2 separate regions of the Homo sapiens genome follow, and region 1 is linked to region 2. A link is a loop called in an ENCODE intact Hi-C map of the cell type or tissue named here. Cell type or tissue: chondrocyte. All regions are shown on one strand. Links, peaks and the distances in the headings refer to the core of each region. The heading gives the core; the rest is flanking DNA.

Region 1 (6,100 bases), core at 2,213-4,712, 130 kb before region 2:
CTCCAGGGATGTCTGCCTGCATCTGGCTTGGCAGGATCAATGTGGAGAGCTCAGCATCACCACATGGATGGGAGGTGGGAGATGATGCTGATGGGAAGAGCCCGTGGGTGTATCGGTGCTGTGGAGCAATGTCCTCGAAAGACGTTGGAGGAGGCAGCTGCCTGATAGTGGACAGGAGCCTCCAGAAGGGATAAGGGACTGCCAGCTGCTGCTGGCAGGGGTGATGAGGGCCTAGACCACCTGCCACTATCCTTGCTGTCCTCAATGCTCGGGGCCACTCAAAGGAGAAACCTGCTCCCCAGGCTGTGCCCAGGAGTCACACCCAGCCATAGGGCCCCAGAGCGATTGCATAGTGTGAGTCTATGCATTCCTTGGAGCATCTGGTCAACCTCACCCATGGGGCAGAGGCTTGGAAAGCAGCTGAGGGGAAGAAGTGGGGTCAGACTCACTCATGTGATCCTGGGTCCAGACTGGGGCACCTGCCCAAAGGCACTGCCAGCCCTGGCAAGCCCCAGGCCCCATCAGGGGACTTGAACAATTTCTGGGAAAGCTGGGCAGTGAGAAGCATCAGGGTGGTCTGGCAGGCACCTGGTCATGGGCACTCAGCCAACTCTAGAAGCTCCGGGAAGAACAGACAGGCCTCAGTGTTGAAGAGGAGGGCTGACATGGCAGGGCCAAGGCATTGGAGCAATTCTGCTTTGGCAACCTTAAGTGAGGGCGGGTCACAGGAAGGTTTGAGTCTCAGGACAGGGTCAGGGCAGGCTGGGAGAGAGGGACAATGGAGACACCAAGCTTCTTGTCCAGGGGTCCTTCCACCGTGGACAAGAAACAGAAAGAATTTCAGGGTCTGAGAAGGGACTGAGCCAGGAGAGGGGAGGCAGAGGTCAATATATACTGTATATATATATGTGTGTGTGTGTGTGTATATATATATATATATATACACACATACACACACACATTACATCATATATATAGTGTGTATATATATACACACACATTATATATATATAATATATATTTACTATACAATGTTAACAGATATACAATATATCTAAGCATTTGTCTCTGTACTTCCCTTCCCCTCCTGTGTTCATCGAAGCCCTTTACTATGCCCCAGGGCTCCCACTCCCCCCAGCCTGGGTGGATAGATAGATATCACTCATGGCTTGGGGTGCAGGGGCTGAAAGTGTTCACTCACTGAGTGCTAAAAGCAAAGGGAGCAGTGATGGTTAATTTTATGTCAACTTGGCTGGGCCTCAGGACCCAGATATTTGGTCAACATTATTCTGGATGTCTCTCTGAAAGTATTTTTTAGATGACATGAACATTTAAATCAGTAGACTTTGAGTAAAGCAATTCCTGTGTGTAGGCCTCATCCAATAAGCTGAAGGTCTTAATAGAAAAAGACTGACTTCCTCCAAAGAGTAAATTTGCCAGTAGATTGCCTATGGACTCGAGCCGCAGCATCAACTCTTCCCGGGGTCTCCAGCCTGCCAGCCCACTCTACAGACTTTGCACTTGCCAGCCTTGACCATCCTATGAGCCAATTCCATATCTATCTATCTATCTATCTATCTATCTATCTATCTATCTATCTATCTATCCATACATCTGTGTATCTCTCTAGCCATCCACCTATCTATCCACCTATCTAGCCATCTATCTATCTATCCATCTATTTATCTATCTAGCCATCTATCTAGCCATCCATCTATCTATCCATCTAGCCACTATCTATCTAGTCATCTATGTATCTAGCCATCCATCTATCTATCCAGCCATTTATCTAGCTATCTAGCTAACCATCCATCCATCTATCTATCTAGCCATCTACCTATCCATCTATCTAGTCACTATCTATCTAGCCATCTATCTATCTATCTGGCCATCCATCTGTCTAGCCATCTGTCTAACTATTACCTATCTATCTATTGATCTATAAATCTATCGATCTGCCTATCTATTTAGTCATCTATCTATCTAGTCATCTATTTATCCATATATCTATCTAGCCATCTGTCTATGTATCTAGCCATCTGTCTGTCTATCTATCTAGCCATCTATCTATTTAGCCATCTATCTATCTATCTATCTATCCATCCATCTATGTAGCTATCCATCCATCTATCTAGCCATCTATCTATCCATCCATGTAGCCATCCATCTATCTATTTAGCCATCTATCTATCTATCTAGCCATCTATCTCCCTATCTATCTAGCCATCTATCTCCCTATCTATCTAATCTATCTACTTATCTATCTGCTTCTCTGAAGAACCCTGATTAATAGAAGGGCAAATACTTGACCGTGAAGTTAGAAAGTTGCTCACTGGCTGGCGTAATCAATAGTGAACTTCCCTCATCTTCAGACCTGATAATAAGACATCCTTTGCTGGAGAAGGGAGCAGCCACTCACAGGGAGCCTCCTGGGATCAAGCACCACTGTTCCCCTCCCAAGGAGCCCAGGGCAGGTGGGTCAGCCCCCAGGCTCCTGCTTCCTGCCACTGAGGAAGACCAGCCGGGAAAACCAGTCAAAAGCAGGAGCCAGCACCTTATTCACAGTTTGTTAAGAAGGATGGATGCTCTCCTGTGTCCTGAGAATCTACCCTGCCCACATCGGCCCCTCTCAAATCAAAGGCCAAGGTCGCTTACTGAGATGGTGGAAGAGGAAGTCAAGTCCCAGCCCCTGACTAGGATGAAGGGAGACCGTCCCACTGGAGACGTCTGGCAGAGCTGGAGCACTCCCAAACTAGCAGATTATGATCCCTTATTGTCTGCCAGAAAAGAATTTCTTCCCTCCCAGCTCTCTCTCTCCCCACCCAGCCTTCTCTCTCTCTCTCTCTCTCTCTCTCTCTCTCTCTCTCTCTCTCTCTCTCTTCTCTCTCTCTCTCTGTCCATCCCTCTCTCTCCACAGTTGTTTTTGGAGCTCTGTCAAGATACCAGGCTCCACCAGCCTGCCTTTCCTTTTCCAGTTCCATTTCTGCTACCGGCATCTTGACGTTTCCAGATCCACCCAGGCCCCTGCAGGCACAAATTTCATTCAGATTTGCAGAGCTAGTGGCCACAGTCCTCTGAATTCCTGACAGATTTTGCCAGAGACCATCCATCTATGTGGCCCCACGGCTTCCTGGGGCTTGGTGCATCCCCAACAATGGGAAGGCAACATCTCAAATCATGGCACCCTCCACCCCTTCCCTGTTCTGCTCCTCTGATAAGCTCCATTTTAGTGCTGCAAATCAGACTCTGAATTAGACACACAGGAACAAGGCTGGGATCCAAATCTCAGCTTTACCATGACTATGTAGCATCTCTGGATTGGTTTGCATCTCTGTAAAGGGATAGTGACACCCTGTTGAAGAATGTCTGTGAAATTATGTAATGTGTCTGGCACCAGGTAGGTCCTCACGATGAGGCGGGTCTCCCAGGCGGCCCCCTGACCAGCTCCTGAAGGGCAGAGCTTCGGTGGGCTCCTGGGGGCTCCAGCGGGCAGCTGGCATCAGTGACCTTCGCCACCGGTTTAACCCAATTCTAGAAGAGAACTCTTTACCTGCGACTACAAAGAACCTGAACGGGTCCGGGTCTGCGCCTTGTGACTCCCGGCCACCAGGTGGCGCTGCACTCTGGCCTCCCCCTGGGACCAGAGCCGGGAACATCGCTGACAGGCACAGGGGCGATCCCCAAGGAGTCCAAGGGCCCATGGAGTCCATAATTGTGCTAAAGGACATCTGTGAATACCGAAGGCCTGGCAGCGAGCATCTCCTGTTTCACTGAAGATGCCGGAAAATCAAATGAGCTTGAAAGAAAACAAGGAGAATTAGGATTGACTTTGGGAAGAATTGGGTAAGAGGAAACCATGTCCAAAAAGCCAACATATGTCTCTTGTCAAGATTCTTAAGGACAGAGGGAAATATTCGTAATACAACGTTTAGTGAAAAAACAAATCAAGGCCGGGTGCAGTGTCTCACACCTGTAATCCCAGGACTTTGGGAGGCCAAGGTGAACAGATCTCCAGAAGTCAGGAGTTCAAGAACAGCCTGGCCAACCTAGCAAAACCCTACTAAAAATCCAAAAATTAGCCAGGTATGGTGACAGGCACCCGAAGTCCCAGCTACTTGGGAGGCTGAGGAAGGAGACTCGCTTGAATCCAGGTGGCGGAGGTTGCAGCGAGCTGAGATCGCACCACTGCACTCCAGCCTGTGCGACAGAGTGAGACTCCATCTCAAAACAAACAAACAAATCAAGAAACCAAATGGGAATACATTACGATTCCAACTATGGAAAAAGCTCTATCCTGGAAAGACACTGGAGGTGAACAGGGTTGAGTTAGGCGGCATATCCACGAGCAATTTTTTTTCTTCCATCTACTTTTCCAGCTTTCCTTTACTGCCCACATAAAAAAATTAAATAAAAAGAGAACTCCAGATCAAGGTAGTGTGTGTAAAATCCTGCTGGAAGCATTTTGTTTTGTGTGGATGGCTGGTTGTATCCTGGGAGACTCTTCCCCCATCATTCCTCTCAGGATTCCTAAGAAAGAGACCAACTTTTCTCTCCTTAACCTTTTTTTTTTTTTACATTGAAAAGTAACATGTGCACATAGTAACATGTTATTTAACATGCTCAAAAGGGTTTACAATAAAAAGTAAGTTTTCCTGCCAGCCCAGACCCCAGATCCATTTCTCCAGGGCCAGTGTCTTGTGCAGTCTTTCAGTGTTTTCTATGCATATACAACCCGATTTTTGCAGGGCCCCCTTTTTTAAATACTCTATTATGTGTCTTTCATTTTTCACTTCAGATTTCTGGACATTTCGTGGAGCTAGTTTATATCTACCACATTCTTTTAAACATACCTACTATTCTATATCATAACATGGTGCATTTTACCAGTTTCCTCTCCCTGGACACATAGATTCCAGGGTTTTTTTGGTTTTGTTTTTGTTTTTGAGATGGGGTCTGGCTCAGCTGCCCAGGCTGGAGTGCAGTGGTGAGATCTTGGCTCACTGTAACCTCCGCCTCCCAGGCTCAAGCGATTCTCGTACCTCAGCCTCCTGAGTAGCTGGGACTACAGGCATGTGCCACCATGCCCAGCTATTTTTTGTATTTTTAGTAGAGATGGGGTTTCATCATGTTGGCCAGGCTGGTCTCAAACTCCTGACCTCAAGGGATCCGCCCACCTCAGCCTCCCAAAGATTCCAGTTTTTAGTTAGTCTATCTGCAAGAAAAATCCCTAGAAGAGGAATGAGCGTTCAACGGTTGTGTGCATTTTTAGTTTTGATTAGTTATGCCGTATTGTCTTCCAAAGTGGTTGCACCAATTTACATACCTACTGTTGGTGATAACTGGGGTTTAATATTTTCTAAAACTCAGAGGGGCAATTCTGGAGTGTCCTACTTTAAGAAAGTGACATGGATGAAAATCCTACTTATGAAACAGGTTTTTAAAAAACAAGCCCTGGGGACTTTTATTTCAAAGGAATTCTTGACTTTCATTACAATATTGATTTAAGAATGAGCTCTCTCCTTGCGTTTGAACTTTTAGGAAAATGTATAAATACATTCCCTTTCTAGAAAGCTGTCTAGATCTGTTTCTTGCACTGAACATGAAGGGGCCAAGCCCATGGCCTCTTGGTAGCTTTGTTGCAGTTAAGCCTACACCTGGATGTGAAGCAAGGCAGGCCTGCGATCCCCACCCCCACCACTGCGATTGCCCCACCCCACCCCTATGGAGTGTCCTTGTTGCCACAGCAACCACCCCTTTCCTGGCTCTCCGCCCCCAGAGTCAGATTTTACAAATTCTAGGAACAGCAACTCTCAGCAACACTCCCCTGAGCCAGACCCTGAGCCCAGCCATCGCCAGCGTCCGCCGGTCTACCACGGCCACCACGCCCCAGGCCCCGGAGCCTCCTCCAACCTCCGTTCTGGCCTCGAGCACTTCCCAGGCATGAATCATGACCGCCTCCCTTGGCAGGCCCACTACCATGCTTCCTAAATGCAGTTCCTGCCAACAGCCACTCTTTCCGTGGCAATTACGTGGCAGCTTCTTCCCAGCTCCACGTTCTGTTCCTCTTCCTCTCTGCTTCTTCAGCCAGTAGTTCTCTGAA
Region 2 (6,100 bases), core at 2,132-4,631:
AAAAAAAAAAGAAAGGTGATTCTGGAGAGAACTCATAAAGAATAGAGGGGAGCTGTAGAGAACACTTGTATCTTCTTAGCCAATACTAAGTCATCATGAACAGAATGCTGGTAGAAGTATGGATTTTACCATACCAGTTACCATTCTAATGAGGCCTTGGAAAGCAATGAGGAGCATGTCACTGGACACTGGAGAAAGGGCCGTCCTTGTCATAAAGTGGCAAATAACTGGGCTGAATTGTGCTTTGTGGAAGGTAGAAATTGGATATTTAGCTGAGTGGATTTCTGGGCAAAGTGTTGAAGGAGTGGCAGCCAGACGATTTCTGAATAGCCTCTTGAGTCATTCTCCCCTTGTCTGGAAGAATCACATGTGTTTTCAGCCAAATGGTTCTATGTCCAGTCCTGCAGGATCTAAGAAGTCCAACAATCTTCCTTCCTTCATTTTGTCCCACTTTCTCCGTTTCCTCAGGCCCAGCTGGCACTGTTTCTGCTGGTAGAATCTCACCTCTATTCTTGGCTTTTGTTGGGACGGTTAAGTCTGTATTTCACACTCACACTCATCTCCTTATCAAATGGTCTGTCCATCACACCCTTGGTGTTCTCTTCTGAATGTTTTCTCATAGCTTGTAATACGGAAAGGCTGAGGATTCTTTCAAATCCTTGAATTCTGCTTACTTTTTGCTTAACAGCTCCATCTTCAAATTACTCTTCTCTTCTCAAATTTTACTATGTTTGTCAGGAAGAACCAAGCCACTCCTTAGACACTTTGCCCAGAAATCCACTCAACTAAATATCCAATTTCTACCTTCCACAAAACACAACAGCTTCACACCTCTGACAGAGAAGCGTGGTATGAGCCACCAAATAACGGAGAGGCACAGAGTAGACAGTGCCCCACCCAGCTGTGGGGGTGACAGTGCCACACCAGTGGGCACTGCAGGCAGAGCATCAAGGCAGAGAGCATTATTCTCCAGCTTTGGAGAATCTTCCTCATGGAATTTGCCTTGCTAGGCTTTAAACTTACTTGGGACCTGTCACCTCTTTCCTGTTCTCTTCCTTCCTTCCTCTCTCTCTTTTTCTATTTTTCCCTTTTGGAATGGGATTTTTTATCCTCTGCCTGTCTCACCATTGTATTTTGGAAACATAGAATTTTTCTAGTTTCACACATTCACAGCTGGAAAGGAATTTTTGCTTCTGGATAAATCACACCTTGGGTGTCACCCACACCTGATTGAGATGATATTTAGATGAGACTTCGGACTTCAGACTTTAGAGTTGATGCTGGAACAAGTTAAAACTTTTGGGTTGTTAAGATGGAATGAATGTATTTTACATGCAAGAAGCACACGACTTTTGGGGGACCAGGGTGGAATATTATGGACTGAATGTCTGTGTCTCCCGCAACATTCACGTGTTGAAATCCTAACTCCCAGGGTGATGGGTATTAGGTGGTGGGGCCTTTGAGAGGTGGCAAGGCCATGAGGGTGGATCCCTCATGAATGGGATTAGTACCCTATAAAAGAGACCCCAGAGAGGCCAGGCGTGGTGGCTCACACCTATAATCCCAGCACTTTGGGAGGCCAAGGCAGGTGGATCACAAGGTCTGGAGATTAAGACCAGCCTGGCGAAATGGTGAAACCCTGTCTCTATGATATGGTGAAACCCCATCTCTACTAAAAATACAAAAATTAGCCAGGCGTGGTGGCGGGTGCCTGTAGTCCCAGCTGCTTGGGAGCCTGAGGCAGGAGAATCGCTTGAACCCGGGAGGCAGAAGTTGCAGTAAGCCGAGATCGCGCCATTGCACTCCAGCCTGGGCAACAGAGCGAGAGTCCATTTCAAAAAAAAAAAGAGAGAGAGAGAGAGCCCAGAGTACTCTCTCTCTCTCTTTGCATCATATGGGGCTACCATAAGAAGTCAGCAGTCGGTGACACAGAGGAGGGCCTTACCAGCAACAGACCATGGTGTCACTCTGAGCTCAGCCTTCCAGCCTCTGGAACTATGAGAAATGTGTCTGCTGTTTACACTGGGTTCTGATGACACCCTGTATTACTCCGCTCTCACGCGGCTGATAAAGACATACCTGAGACTGGGTAATTTATAAAGAAAAAGAGATTTAATGGACTCACAATTCCACATGGCCTCACAATCATGGCAGAAGGCGAAAGGCACGTCTTAGATGGCAGCAGGCAAGAGAGAGAATGAGATCCAAGCAAAAGGGGTTTCCCCTTTATAAAACCATCAGATCTTGTGAGACTTATTCACTACCAGGAGAACAATATGGGGGAAACCACCCCCATGATTCAATTGCCTCCCACTGGGTCCCTCCCACAACACGTGAGAATTATAGGAGCTACAATTCAAGATGAGATTTGGGTGGGGACACAGCCGAACCACATCACACCCAGTCTATGGTATTTTGTTATAGCAGCCAGGACAGCCTAAGATGTGGGATGGCCAGATGGAGATGGCCAGTGAGCAGAGCAACACACTAAGGGCAGGAGGTGGCTGCCTGGAGATACCTGGGTCCATGGGAGTGAGTCAAGGAAGGGCGGTGCTTGGCTTGGGAAAAGACCAGATGGTTGTCTCGAATATTCTCAGGCCTTAAGGGCATGAAGAGACCAGACCTGCCCGTTCTGGCCCCAAAGGGCATGAAGAGATCAGACCTGCCCGTTCTGGCACCAGGGCTAAGTGGCAGCTTTAGAGACTGGCTTTGAGTCTACCTGAACACCCTTTTCTAGAGTCAAAGCTGGGGAAGTCAGACCACGTGGGGAGGAGAGCTCCCTTCCAGGCAAAAAGCTTAATGCTTCTCAGCTTCCTCCCCAACCCTCCCTTGATCACACCTGCCTTATTCAAGACTGGTTAAGGATCCATTAAAGCCAAACAATTAACGAGTAACTGCACCGCTGCCACCAGGAATGTTTGCATCCCCCCCAACGAAGAATTTGCTAATTTAAACAAATGCCGGGTGGGTTGGAGCGTGCGGGGGACTATGCTCCGCACTCCACCCCTGCCCCTGGGGTTTCCTCAGGGCCGTAAAAAGGACAGGCCCGGCTGCAGGCGCAGGCCGCGGTCACCCAAGGGCCCACCCAGGTGAGCCGGCTGGCCTCCGGAAAAGGACACCGGGCAGCGCGCCAGGGGCCTTCGCGAGGGTAGGCGGGGGGCATCTTGCTAGATATCCTCGCCACACCTGAGCAGACAGCATGATCCCTGAGCAGAGGGCGGCTTGGCTCGGCCCGTAGGCACCTCCAGGCCTCGCTCTTCCGACTGTCCTTTCTGCTCTTTCTGATCCGCGAGCGGACTGACCCAGCTAACGCGAAGGCGCAGAGTCCAGGAGTCGATGTCACCGGGCAGGGCAACCCAGGAGAGGTTTCGGGCACTTGGTTTCTCCTCCTCTGGTGCCCCCGAACCCATCCCAGACCCGCCAGGGTCGTGCGTAGCTGAGCGTGGCTCGTCCTGCGACCAGACTCGCCCGGGAAAGACCTCCGCGCCGGCCCCCTCCCCACCGCGAGGCTCAGGAGCGGGCTTGCAAGGAGCCCCTGAGACCCCAGTCTCCGCCTGGAGCAGAGACAAGACGGAGACCCCCTCCAGCGGGGACACATTCCCCGAGGCCGGGCTCGGAGCTTCAGAGCGGGTCGCCGAGCTGCGACCCTGCGGGAGACCGCAGGGGGTGCCCAGCGTGGGCAAGGCGGAGGTCTGCGGGCACTGGGGAGCCGAGGGTGGCCTCGCCCGCCCCTTCCAGGCTTCCCCCGCCGTGAGGAGTGGGCGGGGCAGGCAAAGGCGCAGCTCCAGGGCCTCCGCAGCTCTGCCCCTCTCCGGGTCGGGGCACGGCGGCGCGGGGGAGGAAGGCGCGAGCCCGCGGCAGGCCCCAGCCCGCAGTCGGCGCTCGCGGGGCCCGGGTCGCGCCCAGCCCGGGCGCCCCCGCCCCGCCGCCGCCCGGCCTCGCCCCCGCCGCGCGCGCCCCTCCCGCCTCCCTCGTTGCCGTGGCAACCCCGGGAGCCTCCAGGCGCGCGCCCGCCCGCGGGAGTGCTCGGCAGCGGTGGCGGCGGCGGCTGCAGCTCCGGTCGAGCCGCGCGCGCTGCGACCCCGCTCCGCAGCCCGCTAGTCGCCCCCGACCCAGCCCAGGGCCCCGGCGTGGCCCCCGACCCGGCCCCCGCACCCGCCCCGCCGCCGACCCTATGGAGCTGCTGGCCGCTGCCTTCAGCGCCGCCTGCGCCGTGGACCACGACAGTTCCACCTCGGAAAGCGACGCGCGCGACTCGGCGGCGGGACACCTGCCCGGCAGGTGAGGACGGGCGCCTGTCCCGGCCCCGGCGCGCCGCCCCCGCGTGCCTCTTTCCCAGCTTGCGCCCGGGGTCCCGGGCACCCCCTGCGCGGCCTATCCCCACTCCTCCTCCGCGGGCCCCCGCCGCCCCTACTCCCACCCCCGGGCCCCGTCGGGCCCGCACCCCATCGGGTGGGTGTTGAGCCCCGGCCCGGGCCCCTGGGACCCCGGTCCCTGCCCGGAGTCTCCTCCAGCGCCCTCGTCCTGGGCGCCCTGGTCGTGCGCGTCCCGCTCGGCATCCCCTTTCCGCGCCGTGTGGCCTGGGGACGGGAGGATCGGAGTCCGAAAGGGGCCGGGGGTCGAGTGACGGCGAGGGGCGCCGAGTGGCTTCCTGGCCGCGGGACCCGTCGGGCTGTCGGAGCGGCGCCGGAGAGTGGGCACGGTGCGCCAAGTTTCCACCGCCTGCCCGGGAGCTCCAAAACCATGGAGGTTTGGGCGGGCTGGTGTGGAAATGCATCACCCGGTCGCGCCCTGGTGCGGTGACAGAAAGGGCTTTTGGGGCCCGCCCGGCCGGGAGGGGCGGCGCTGGCTGCGGCCGCTGCCCCTGGACGGTCCCGGGTAAGGTCCGGCTGGCTAGCAGCCGCCTGTGCGCACGCCCCTCGCTAGCCAGCCGAGGTGAATCCTTGCTTAAAAATAACCAGCCCCTGTCCTCCTCCCTCTCTGGCAGTGAGTCGTCCTCCACCCCGGGAAATGGGGCCACGCCCGAGGAGTGGCCGGCCCTGGCCGACAGCCCCACCACGCTCACCGAGGCCCTGCGGATGATCCACCCCATTCCCGCCGACTCCTGGAGAAACCTCATTGAACAAATAGGTGGGTGTCTCCGCAGTAACCGGGTTTTATTTGGGAAACGCGGGTCCCTGGAGGACTCTGAGGGTCCTCCTGCTCATGGGATGCCGTTGTGTTTCATACGAAGGACTGCGTCTGACATGGGTAAGGAAAGCTTTTGACATGTTTGGCTCTAAATGGTTCCGCAGGCAAAACTGCTGCATTTTAATAGCGCTGCACAAGTGGGCTTTAGCAAACATTTCTGTCCTGCTCTCTGCGGAGAGGTCTATTTGCCCAGCTCTTGTCTGGTGGGAGGGCTCTCTGACCCCTTATCACTTCTGCCAGAAAGAAGGGATGAAGCAGCGCGGCTGAGCTGTGCAGCGGGGAGGACTCCACTATCCCCCATCAAGGAAGACCTGGAAGCCAAACCGGCTGTTGGGAGCAGAGTTGGGCTAGAGGAGGAGGCGTGTGAAGGGGGGTTCTGGGAAAAGCCTGGTGCGATTCAAGAAGAGGAGGCGGTGGCCAACTTTGCACAGGGAAAGGAAAGGCGAAGTAGGGAGGAAGCAAGAGCCCCAGAGGCCCTTGGCTTAGGAAGGGAAGCCTCTCCAGGAATATGGCCTGGAAGGGAAGCCGAGGCTCAGCCTGTGTGGTCCAACTGCTACACAGCTGCACCTGAAGCACTGTGAATAGGGAAAATGGATTCAAATAGTGACCCAAGAACTTCAGTACTTGCATTAAAAAAAAAAAAAATCGCTAGTGACATCAAGCTAGTTCTCATGTCGTCAGGAGAGGCACCCGTGAATGAATGATATAGGTTCCCTTACTCTGAAAATGGTTCCAGAAGTCTTTTCGTTCTTCATTGTTGTCAGAGCAGCCGACAGTCTATCTGTTAAATAAAAATTCTAGGTTTGGAAAATTTCTTCCCTAGATATATAATTATTGTCCTCCAGTCCCAAATGCTTGGACAGACAGGACGTGTCTCCAGTGGGGAAGTGGAGCTTCCATCGCCACCGGA

What was found. Peaks named below come from ENCODE experiments on the same cell type or tissue, not always from the same donor. Only the 100,000 strongest peaks of a DNase experiment are listed, where the experiment ranks them.
Region 1: it touches region 2 in a loop (2.0-fold over the local background); 2 of 110 quality-filtered maps call a loop at or near these places.

Annotation. Positions count from the first base shown.
Region 1 is chr2:233,051,639-233,057,738 of GRCh38, reverse strand. No RefSeq gene overlaps it. Among named protein-coding and RNA genes, the nearest start is that of INPP5D, 5.7 kb to the left of the region's middle. RefSeq lists a silencer at 3,532-3,691. In chondrocyte, for the core only: CTCF peaks have their summits at 3,309, 3,603 (motif pointing right) and 3,855; no DNase peak of the experiment used is centred there.
Region 2 is chr2:232,926,074-232,932,173 of GRCh38, reverse strand. NGEF (neuronal guanine nucleotide exchange factor) reads left to right here. Exons shown (of 15, transcript NM_019850.3): 4 at 4,988-5,130. Among named protein-coding and RNA genes, the nearest start is that of SNORC, 59 kb to the right of the region's middle. In chondrocyte, for the core only: no CTCF peak of the experiment used is centred there; DNase peaks (open chromatin) are centred at 3,148 and 3,621.